2 separate regions of the Homo sapiens genome follow, and region 2 is linked to region 1. Evidence: read pairs that join two places in POLR2A ChIA-PET (ENCODE). Cell type or tissue: PC-3. All regions are shown on one strand.

Region 1 (5,000 bases):
GATTGCACTGTGGTCTGCGAGATAGTTTGTTATAATCTCTGTTCTTTTACATTTGCTGAGGAGAGCTTTACTTCCAAGTATGTGGTCAATTTTGGAATAGGTGTGGTGTGGTGCTGAAAAAAATGTATATTCTGTTGATTTGGGGTGGAGAGTTCTGTACATGTCTATTAGGTCCTCTTGGTGCAGAGCTGAGTTCAATTCCTGGGTATCCTTGTTGACTTTCTGTCTCGTTGATCTGTCTAATGTTCACAGTGGGGTGTTAAAGTCTCCCATTATTAATGTGTGGGAGTCTAAGTCTCTTTGTAGGTCACTCAGGACTTGCTTTATGAATCTGGGTGCTCCTGTATTGGGTGCATATATATTTAGGATAGTTAGCTCTTCTTGTTGAATTGATCCCTTTACCATTATGTAATGGCCTTCTTTGTCTCTTTTGATCTTTGTTGGCTTAAAGTCTGTTTAATCATAGACTAGGATTGCAACCCCTGCCTTTTTTTGTTTTCCATTTGCTTGGTAGCTCTTGCTCCATCCTTTTATTTGGAGCCTATGTGTGTCTCTGCACATTAGATGCATTTCCTGAATATAGCACCCTGATGGGTCTTGACTCTTTATCCAGTTTGCCAGTCTGTGTCTTTTAATTGGAACATTTAGTCCATTTACATTTAAGGTTAATATTGTTATGTGTGAATTTGATCCTGTCATTATGATGTTAGCTGGTGATTTTGCTCGTTAGTTGATGCAGTTTCTTCCTAGTCTCGATGGTCTTTACATTTTGGCATGATTTTGCAGTGGCTGGTACCGGTTGTTCCTTTCCATGTTTAGTGCTTCCTTCAGGAGCTCTTTTAGGGCAGGCCTGGTGGTGACAAAATCTCTCAGCATTTGCTTGTCTGTAAAGTATTTTATTTCTCCTTCGCTTATGAAGTTTCGTTTGGCTGGATATGAAATTCTGAGTTGAAAATTCTTTTCTTTAAGAATGTTGAATATTGGCCCCCACTGTCTTCTGGCTTGTAGGGTTTCTGCCGAGAGATCCGCTGTTAGTCTGATGGGCTTCCCTTTGAGGGTAACCCGACCTTTCTCTGTGGCTGCCCTTAACATTTTTTCCTTCATTTCAACTTTGGTGAATCTGACAATTATATGTCTTGGAGTTGCTCTTCTCGAGGAGTATCTTTGTGGCGTTCTCTGTATTTCCTGAATCTGAACGTTGGCCTGCCTTGCTAGATTGGGGAAGTTCTCCTGGATAATATCCTGCAGAGTGTTTTCCAACTTGGTTCCATTCTCCCCATCACTTTCAGGCACACCAATCAGACGTAGATTTGGTCTTTTCACATAGTCCCATATTTCTTGGAGGTTTTGCTCATTTCTTTTTATTGTTTTTTTCTCTAAACTTCCCATCTCGCTTCATTTCATTCATTTCATCTTCCATTGCTGATACCCTTTCTTCCAGTTGATTGCATCGGCCCCTGAGGCTTCTGCATTCTTCACGTAGTTCTCGAGCCTTGGTTTTCAGCTCCATCAGCTCCTTTAAGCCCTTCTCTGTATTGGTTATTCTAGTTATACATTCTTCTAAATTTTTTTCAAAGTTTTCAACTTCTTTGCCTTTGGTTTGAATGTCCTCCCGTAGCTCAGAGTAATTTGATCGTCTGAAGCCTTCTTCTCTCAGCTCGTCAAAGTCATTCTCCATCCAGCTTTGTTCCGTTGCTGGTGAGGAACTGCGTTCCTTTGGAGGAGGAGAGGCGCTCTGCTTTTTAGAGTTTCCAGTTTTTCTGTTCTGTTTTTTACCCCATCTTTGTGGTTTTATCTACTTTTGGTCTTTGATGATGGTGATGTAGAGATGGGTTTTTGGTGTGGATGTCCTTTCTGGTTGTTAGTTTTCCTTCTAACAGACAGGACCCTCAGCTGCAGGTCTGTTGGAATACCCTGCCGTGTGAGATGTCAGTGTGCCCCTGCTGGGGGGTGCCTCCCAGTTAGGCTGCTCGTGGGTCAGGGGTCAGGGACCCACTTGAGGAGGCAGTCTGCCCGTTCTCAGATCTCCAGCTGCGTGCTGGGAGAACCACTGCTCTCTTCAAAGCTGTCAGACAGGGACATTTAAGTCTGCAGAGGTTACTGCTGTCTTTTTGTTTGTCTGTGCCCTGCCCCCAGAGGTGGAGCCTACAGAGGCAGGCAGGCCTCCTTGAGCTGTGGTGGGCTCCACCCAGTTCGAGCTTCCTGGCTGCTTTGTTTACCTAAGCAAGCCTGGGCAATGGCGGGCGCCCCTCCCCTAGCCTCGCTGCCGCCTTGCAGTTTGATCTCAGACTGCTGTGCTAGCAATCAGCGAGACTCCGTGGGCGTAGGACCCTCCGATCCAGGTGCGGGATATAATCTCGCGGTGTGCCGTTTTTTAAGCCAGTCGGAAAAGCGCAGTATTCGGGTGGGAGTGACCCGATTTTCCAGGTGCGTCATCACCCCTTTCTTTGACTAGGAAAGGGAACTCCCTGACCCCTTGTGCTTCCCAAGTGAGGCAATGCCTCGCCCTGCTTCGGCTCATGCATGGTGCGCGCACCCACTGACCTGCGCCCACTGTCTGGCACTTCCTAGTGAGATGAACCCGGTACCTCAGATGGAAATGCAGAAATCACCCGCCTTCTGCATCGCTCAGGCTGGGAGCTGTAGACCGGAGCTGTTCCTATTCAGCCATCTTGGCTCCTCCCCCTAGACAATATATTTTTAACTCTCATGTCAAGTCACATTGCGGCCTTGCTTCACCATCTTGAAAGTTTTCTATACTCAAATCACTTTTGCAAGCTTTTCTAGAAAATAATTTAGTTAAGAGTGGAGATTTGGTTTAAAAAATTATCTTTTGGCGAATATACACATTAAAATGTAATTTCTCCTTGTGCCATAATCTTTATTTTCCCTCATTTTATTCATATTTCTTCTTTTTCTGGTCCATTTTGGCCTGTTTTTCTGATAAAAAAATAATTCCACCTGTTTTTAAATCCTTTATACTTTTCCTTACCAGTTGTATAATTTTCCCACAGACAATGACATAATATAGAAAATGGAGGGAAATTTTGACCTGTGACTAACAGTATGTCATGGAGAATTAGGCAGAATTTTAGGGCTTTGGTAAATAGGATGAGTTTAACTTACGAAGGTGGGATGTGTCAGAAGGTAAATATATTTGTTTACATAGGGAAGACACACCCAGCTTCAAGTTATTACAAAAGGAGGAAATACTGAAAATCTGAAGATTCTCCTCAGCCCGAAAATGGAGGAGAAACAAGGAAAAAAAAATAATGAAAGAAGGAAGAACCTGGTGAGGAGCAAAATGCTTTCATGAATGGCATTTGAGAGTTTGTATTAGGTAAGAGAAGTTTTTAAAACCCACAGGTATTCTATAAATTGAAGATAATCTGGGTCATCTTAACATAATAGCTCCTATACAAAATTTTGCCATGTAAATTGCCATGTTTTTCTGTTTATTCATTCTTTTGGTTCAATTAATAGGAATCCTGCTTAGTTTTTAACACTTATTTTTCACCTAGCTTTGTATTTCCCCTGATTTTTTCCTTACCTTTCACCTGAAGCCTTTCCTATTTTGTTTTCTTTCTCCTTTCAGGAAGTTCATTAGCTCAAAAAGAGGCAAATATTTCCAACTTTTAAGGAGAAAACAAGGGCAGACTCTGTACAGTTCTCAACTGGGCTTTTACATTACTAGTTCTATAGCACTGGGGAGGTCATTTTGCCTCTCTGGCCTCAGTTTAAGTGCAATAATTTTAACAGATTTTTTTTCAAATGTAATAATATATAATGTGAAGCTGGTAAGGAGAATGTAATTTGTAAACTATTTCTCCCTTTACCTAAAAGTGTCAATACTTTGAGATTAATTTAATATATAATATCTGGATAAAATATTCTGGTATCAGGTGCAGGTGCATGAGGCGAAGTGCAGACACTCCTCAAAAGAAGACATTTATGCAGCCAACAAACATATGAAAAAATGCTCATCATCACTGGTCATTAAAGAAATGCAAATCAAAAACACAATGAGATATCATCTCACGCCGGTTAGAATAATGATCATTAAAAAGTCGAGAAACAACAGATGCTAGAGAGGCTGTGGAGAAATAGGAAGGCTATCCCACTGTTGGTGGGAGTGTAAATTAGTTCAACCATTGTGGAAGACAGTGTGGTGATTCCTCAAGGATCTAGAACTAGAAATACCTTTTGACCCAGCAATCTCATTACTGGGTATATATGCAAAGTATTATAAATCATTCTACTATAAAACCACATGCACACACATGTTTATTGCAGCACTATTCACAATAGCAAAGACTTGGAACCAACCCAAATGCCCATCAATGATAGAATGGATAAAGAAAATGTGGCACATATACACCATGGAATACAATGCAGCCATAAAAAAGGATGAGTTCATGTCCTTTGCAGGGATATGGATGAAGCTGGAAACCATCATTCTCAGCAACTAACACAAGAACAGAAAAACCAAACACCTCATGTTCTCACGCATAAGTGGGAGTTGGACAATGAGAACACATGCACACAGGGTGAAACCCCGTCTCTACTAAAAATACAAAAATTAGCTGGGCATGGTTGCGCCTCTGTAGTCCCAGCTACTCAGGAGGCTGAGGGAGGAGAATCACTTGAACTCAGGAGGCAGAGGTTGCAGTGAGCCGAGATCGTGCCACTGCACTCCAGCCTGGCGACAGAATGAGACTCTGTCTAAAGAAAAAAAAGGCATGATATTGTTATTATTAGTATGATTATACAAAAAGGAAAGAAATGAACAAGAGATCCGGAATGAAGTATCTGAATGTAATTTCCACAAATCCCAAAATGAGTGTTTACAAATCTCTATAGTGCCAGAGTTATTGGAAATTAGAAAAAAAAAAGTCTCAGATGCAACTGCTAAGTGCATTTGGAAAATATCATTGACTTTGAATTATACATGTGATATTTGTCTCCTTTAATAACAGTGTTCTCCATTTCAAAATTTATAA
Region 2 (5,000 bases), 300 kb after region 1:
TTTAATTTATCTGGAATTTAACCTTTTATATTGTGTAAGGATTTTTTTTTTAAAACAGCATCAGGTGGAGGTTTAACTTCTTCCAATCTTCAAATCAATTATCCAGCTGTCTCAATAACATAAGAAACCAGTCCAATAGTCCTATAGACATATTTTTGGATAAACATAGAAATGGACCCTTCTGGTCTTAAAATTTGAAACTCACATTTGTTTTACCTGAGTTCCTTCCTCAGGAAATAACCTTCAGATCTTTCAAAAACCATCAAATAATGAAACTCTTTGTATCAGCACATCCAGACAATGAGATGCCAGATTCCTCAATCATCATGATTGCTTCTTTACCCCTCCATAGTTCCTATTTTCCCACACATAGTTACATTTCTTCCCTGCTATATAAACCCCTAATTTAGTCTGTCAGCGAGATAGACTTGAGATTGATCTCTCATCTTCTTGGCTGCTGCACCTAATTAAAGCCTTCTTCCTTGGCAATACTTGTTGTCTCAGTGATTGGCTTTCTGTGCAGCAAGCAGCAGGACCCAAAGCTAACCCCTCATGTTTCAGTAACACCTATATGGAATAATCCAAATTTCTTCAGTAATTTGACTTGCCACATTTATGAAATAATATATTTCCTGCTACAATGAGTTACTTGTTTGATCTTATTCTAGTAATCCATTTATTAGGATAGCTTCATAAAGTATTTTACAATATGTTAGGTCACATTATTTTTCAAGATTTTCTTGAGATTCACATAATTTATAAACATAAAAAGTTAACTTTGACTAATTAAAATATAGAATTTTATTTAATACAGTGTTGTGTGTATATATTATTTTTCTTAATTTTTGATATTTTTATGAAAAATATCATTTCGTGAATTTTTTCAGGTCATGCTTTGTGTCCTTAATTTGCATGGTTTTTCTCTTGATAAATATATTTTAATTTTAATATATTTAGTATTTTATTGCTATTGTGGAAGTATATCTCCAGCTTTATTTTTTTTTGAGTGGCTATTGAAAGAGTAAATTAAAGCTGTAGCTCCTTGTAAATGTATTTTATGTACATTTGTATTACCATATTCTTTAAAGTTCTATTTTTGTTGTTTAGAGTCATTTAGATTTTCTAGCTATATAATTTGATTGATGAGAATGGATAATGATTTTGCTTCCTCTTTTGCAAAGCATATATTCCTTGTGACCAACAGAGTAGCCTAGTTTACTGTGCAGTAACAAATAACTACAAAATTTCAGTGACTTGAAACAGCAAAAAGATACTGTTCACTCAAGCTACATTTCCATTTTGAGGAGCTGTGCTTGGCATTATTCTCACTGAGACCTGTGTAAAAAAGGTAACCACAATCTTGAATAGCTTTGAGCTCTGTGTCAGAGGGAAATAGAACCATCGAGAGTCATGTGTTTTCTCTCAAATTACCAACTGGAAGTAGTATATATGGCTTCTGTTTACATTCCATTAGCTTAAGCAAGTCACATGTCCACATCTAATTTCAAGGTTGTAGGAAATCCAATTCCTGTGCCCAAATGGAAAACTTGATAATTAAAACAGAAACTATTCGGGAGTGAACAACAATGAATACATTGCGTATTATAATTTGTAGATTGCAGCTAAATAAAAATTTACAGGAAGTATTTCTTAGGCAAGCAAATGAATTAAGCATTTAGTTAAAAATCTATAAGCTCAAAAGTAATGAAAACATGTGTCCATATAAAAAACTGTACATGTGTTCTGGTCAGTATTATTCATAGTAACCAAAAAGTAGAACAAACCCAAATGACCATTAACTGATAAATAGATAATTAAAATGTGGCTTATCCATATAATGCAATGTTATTTGGCAATAAAAAGAAATGAAGTACTGATACATGCTACAACATTAATTAACCTTAAAAATATATGACAAGTGACAGAAGCTATATTCAAGGACCATATATTGTATGATTCTATTTATATGGAAGTCTAGAATCAGAAATCTATAGAGACAGAAAGTAGATGGCAGTTACCTAGGCCTGGTGGAGGTTGAAGGGAATGGAGAATGACTGTTAAGGGGTTTGCTTTTGTGGTGACAAGAATGTTCTGAGATTGATTGTGGTGATTGTTGCACAATTCCAAATATATTAAAAGCCTATGAATTGTGTAATTAAAGTGGGTGAATTGTATGGTATGTGAACTATCTGTCAATATAGCTGTTACTTAAAAACTATAAAAGGGATAGTGTATCTAAATAAAGTAGATGAAGGATACTATGAATATGACAGAGATAATAAATAAAACCAAAGTGCACTGCTTGAAAAGATGCAGAATGTAGTCTAGCGAAACTGAACAAAATAGGGGAAAGGAGAGAGGGAAGACACAAAGAGAAAACACTAGAACTTAAAATAAGACTTGGAGAGCTATATGGATAATAAACATATAAACTATGCCCAACTGCATTAGTCATCAAGGAAATGCAATTTAAAACTGCAATCTGATACTACTTATGGATTCATGAGATTGGCTAAAATGATAAAATAGAGTACCAAATGTTATTGAGAATACAGAGAAAATGAGACTCTTATATGCTGTGATGGGAGAGCAAAGGCATAACTTCTTTGGAAAATTTCATTAATATTATACATTAAAACTAAATATTTGCATAGCCAATGATCTGGAAAATCTATTCTCAGGAGTCTATTTATTTTCCCATTAGCCTATGATTTAAGTGGTTTTTTGTTTCTTTTCTTTTTTTATTTAAATTTCCAGACATATACATTAATAAGTATATTATTATGATTTATTTTTAGTTTTATAGTATAGCAATCAGAGAATGCATTCTACATTACCTTAATTCTTTGGAATTTATTCTCTTGTAGCCTAATACATGGTCAAATTTTGTAAAAGTTTCATGTATTATAGAAAAAAATGTATCTTTGTTCAGTGGAAGATTCATTATATAGCTATTAGATCAAACATTTTCCTCTTCCAGTATTATTAATTTTTTGTTTTCTCATTAGCTAAAATGATTTCTTTTAGAAACAAAGTGTTGGCCAGGCCTGGTGGCTCAGGCCTGTAATCCCAGCACTTTGAGAGGCTGAAGTGGGCAGATCACTTGAGGCCAGGAGATTGAGACCAGCCTGGACAACATGACAAAACTCCATTTCTACTAAAAATGCAACAAATTAGCCAGGCATGTGGTGCACACCTCCAATCCCAGCTACTTGGGTGGCTGAGGCACGAGAATTGTTTGAACCTGGGAGGTGAAGGTTGTAGTTTGCCAAGATCACGCCACTGCACTCCAGTCTGGGTGACAGAGTGAGATTCAGTCTCAAAAAAAAAAAGCAAAGTATCAAATTGTTACTGTGATTGATTATACATTTGCCCATACTTCGTTTCTTTTCTTTTCTTTTTCTTTTTTGAGACTGAGTCTTGCTCTGTTGCACAAGCTGGAGTGCAGCGGCTCAGTCTCAGCTCTCTGCAACCTCCGCCTCCTGGGCTCAAGCAATTCTCCTTCCTCAGCCTCCTGAGTAGCTGAGATTACAGGCACACACCATTGTGCCCAGCTAATTTTTGTATTTTTAGTAGAGACAAGGTTTCACCATGTTGCCCAGGCTGGTCTTGAACTCCTGACCTCAGGCAATCCACCTGCCTCAGCCTCCCAAAGTGCTGGGATTACAGGCATGAGCCACTGCGCCCAGCCTTTCTGTTTGTTTTCTTATTTTATAGTCCCAGATTATGTAATTGGGAATCATGTACCTTCATGTTTTCCACAAATTCTTGATCGATTGTCCCCTTTATTGGTATTATGAAAGATCCCTCCATCTCCCTGTAAAGGTTACTCAACTGAAGTTGTTTTGTATTTATTATGTTGGTGTTATTGTATGCATGTATATATGGGCAATATTTCCTAATATAGTAAATATATAGAATAATATATTACTATAGGCAAATATATGCTGTTCCTGCATATATATATATATATATATATATATATATATATATGTGTGTGTGTGTGTGTGTGCGTGTGTGTGTATATGGGATTATATATATATGGGATTATATATATATGAGATTATATATATAATATATATATCCTTCTCCCTTTATCTATACATAAATATATATATGGAAATATATGTTTCCCAACAAAGATATATTTTGTACATTACAAAGTATACATTTCCCTCTCCCTTATTTGTCTCCTACAAATAGCCAAAGCTGGATTTTATCTTTTTATTTGGCTTTAGAAGTTCCATCTTTTAATCGGAAATTTTCACCTATATGCATTTAATATTATTATTAACACACTGAGGCTTATCCCTCTAATTTTATTTTATGCTTTATATTTGCCATATTTTTTCTTCTTTTTTTATTATCTTTATTTCTCCTCTTCTAGTTGAGAAATTATACATAATATTTTTATTCTTCTAGTATCATCCCAAACTTTTGTAACAGAAATATTTAAATTTATATTTATCTACCCAAATCTAAAGTCTATAAATATCTATATCCTTTTCCTGAATAAACAAACACTTCAGCATTAAGGTTTAGAAAGTTTAAATTTAGGGCAATCTCTGAAGGGTCATCTCAGCTTCAGAGCTCTGTGTGACATTGACTAAGGCTGCTGTTGCAAAAGAATTTCAGCTTAACTTCTCCCTTTGCCCAATCCTACTTTCATTGTTTCCTCATGGCACTTTTCAACAAACATCAAAACACAAATCTTAGCAACTCAGAATATGCCTCCTAGGAAAGCTGACCTGCAATATAGAGGCGGTCTTTAATCTGAGCACATTTTTATCCTGTGCTTTTAATGATTTGCACCTAATTCAGCATTTGAGTTAATTCCCTAAAATACACAATTTACTGCTTTGAAGTTTTTTTTTTTAATTTCAGTTTTTATTTTAGATACAGGAGGTACATTTATAGGATTGTTACATGGATATATTTGACCCAGATGGTGGGCATGGTACCCAATAGGTAATTTTTCAATCAACGCACCCCTCTCTCTC

Evidence for each region. ChIA-PET counts read pairs that join two places held together with the same protein. Peaks named below come from ENCODE experiments on the same cell type or tissue, not always from the same donor. Only the 100,000 strongest peaks of a DNase experiment are listed, where the experiment ranks them.
Region 2: POLR2A ChIA-PET joins it to region 1 with 9 read pairs; 1 of 35 experiments calls an interaction of 5 or more read pairs at or near these places.

The regions. Positions count from the first base shown.
Region 1 is chr4:101,409,010-101,414,009 of GRCh38, forward strand. No RefSeq gene overlaps it. Among named protein-coding and RNA genes, the nearest start is that of PPP3CA-DT, 64 kb to the left of the region's middle. In PC-3, no CTCF peak of the experiment used is centred here; a DNase peak (open chromatin) is centred at 3,102; H3K4me3 peaks cover 401 bases; H3K27ac peaks cover 1,968 bases.
Region 2 is chr4:101,706,381-101,711,380 of GRCh38, forward strand. All of the region lies in intron 2 of LOC107986297 (a long non-coding RNA gene), which reads left to right. Among named protein-coding and RNA genes, the nearest start is that of BANK1, 82 kb to the right of the region's middle. In PC-3, no CTCF peak of the experiment used is centred here; no DNase peak of the experiment used is centred here; H3K27ac peaks cover 1,865 bases.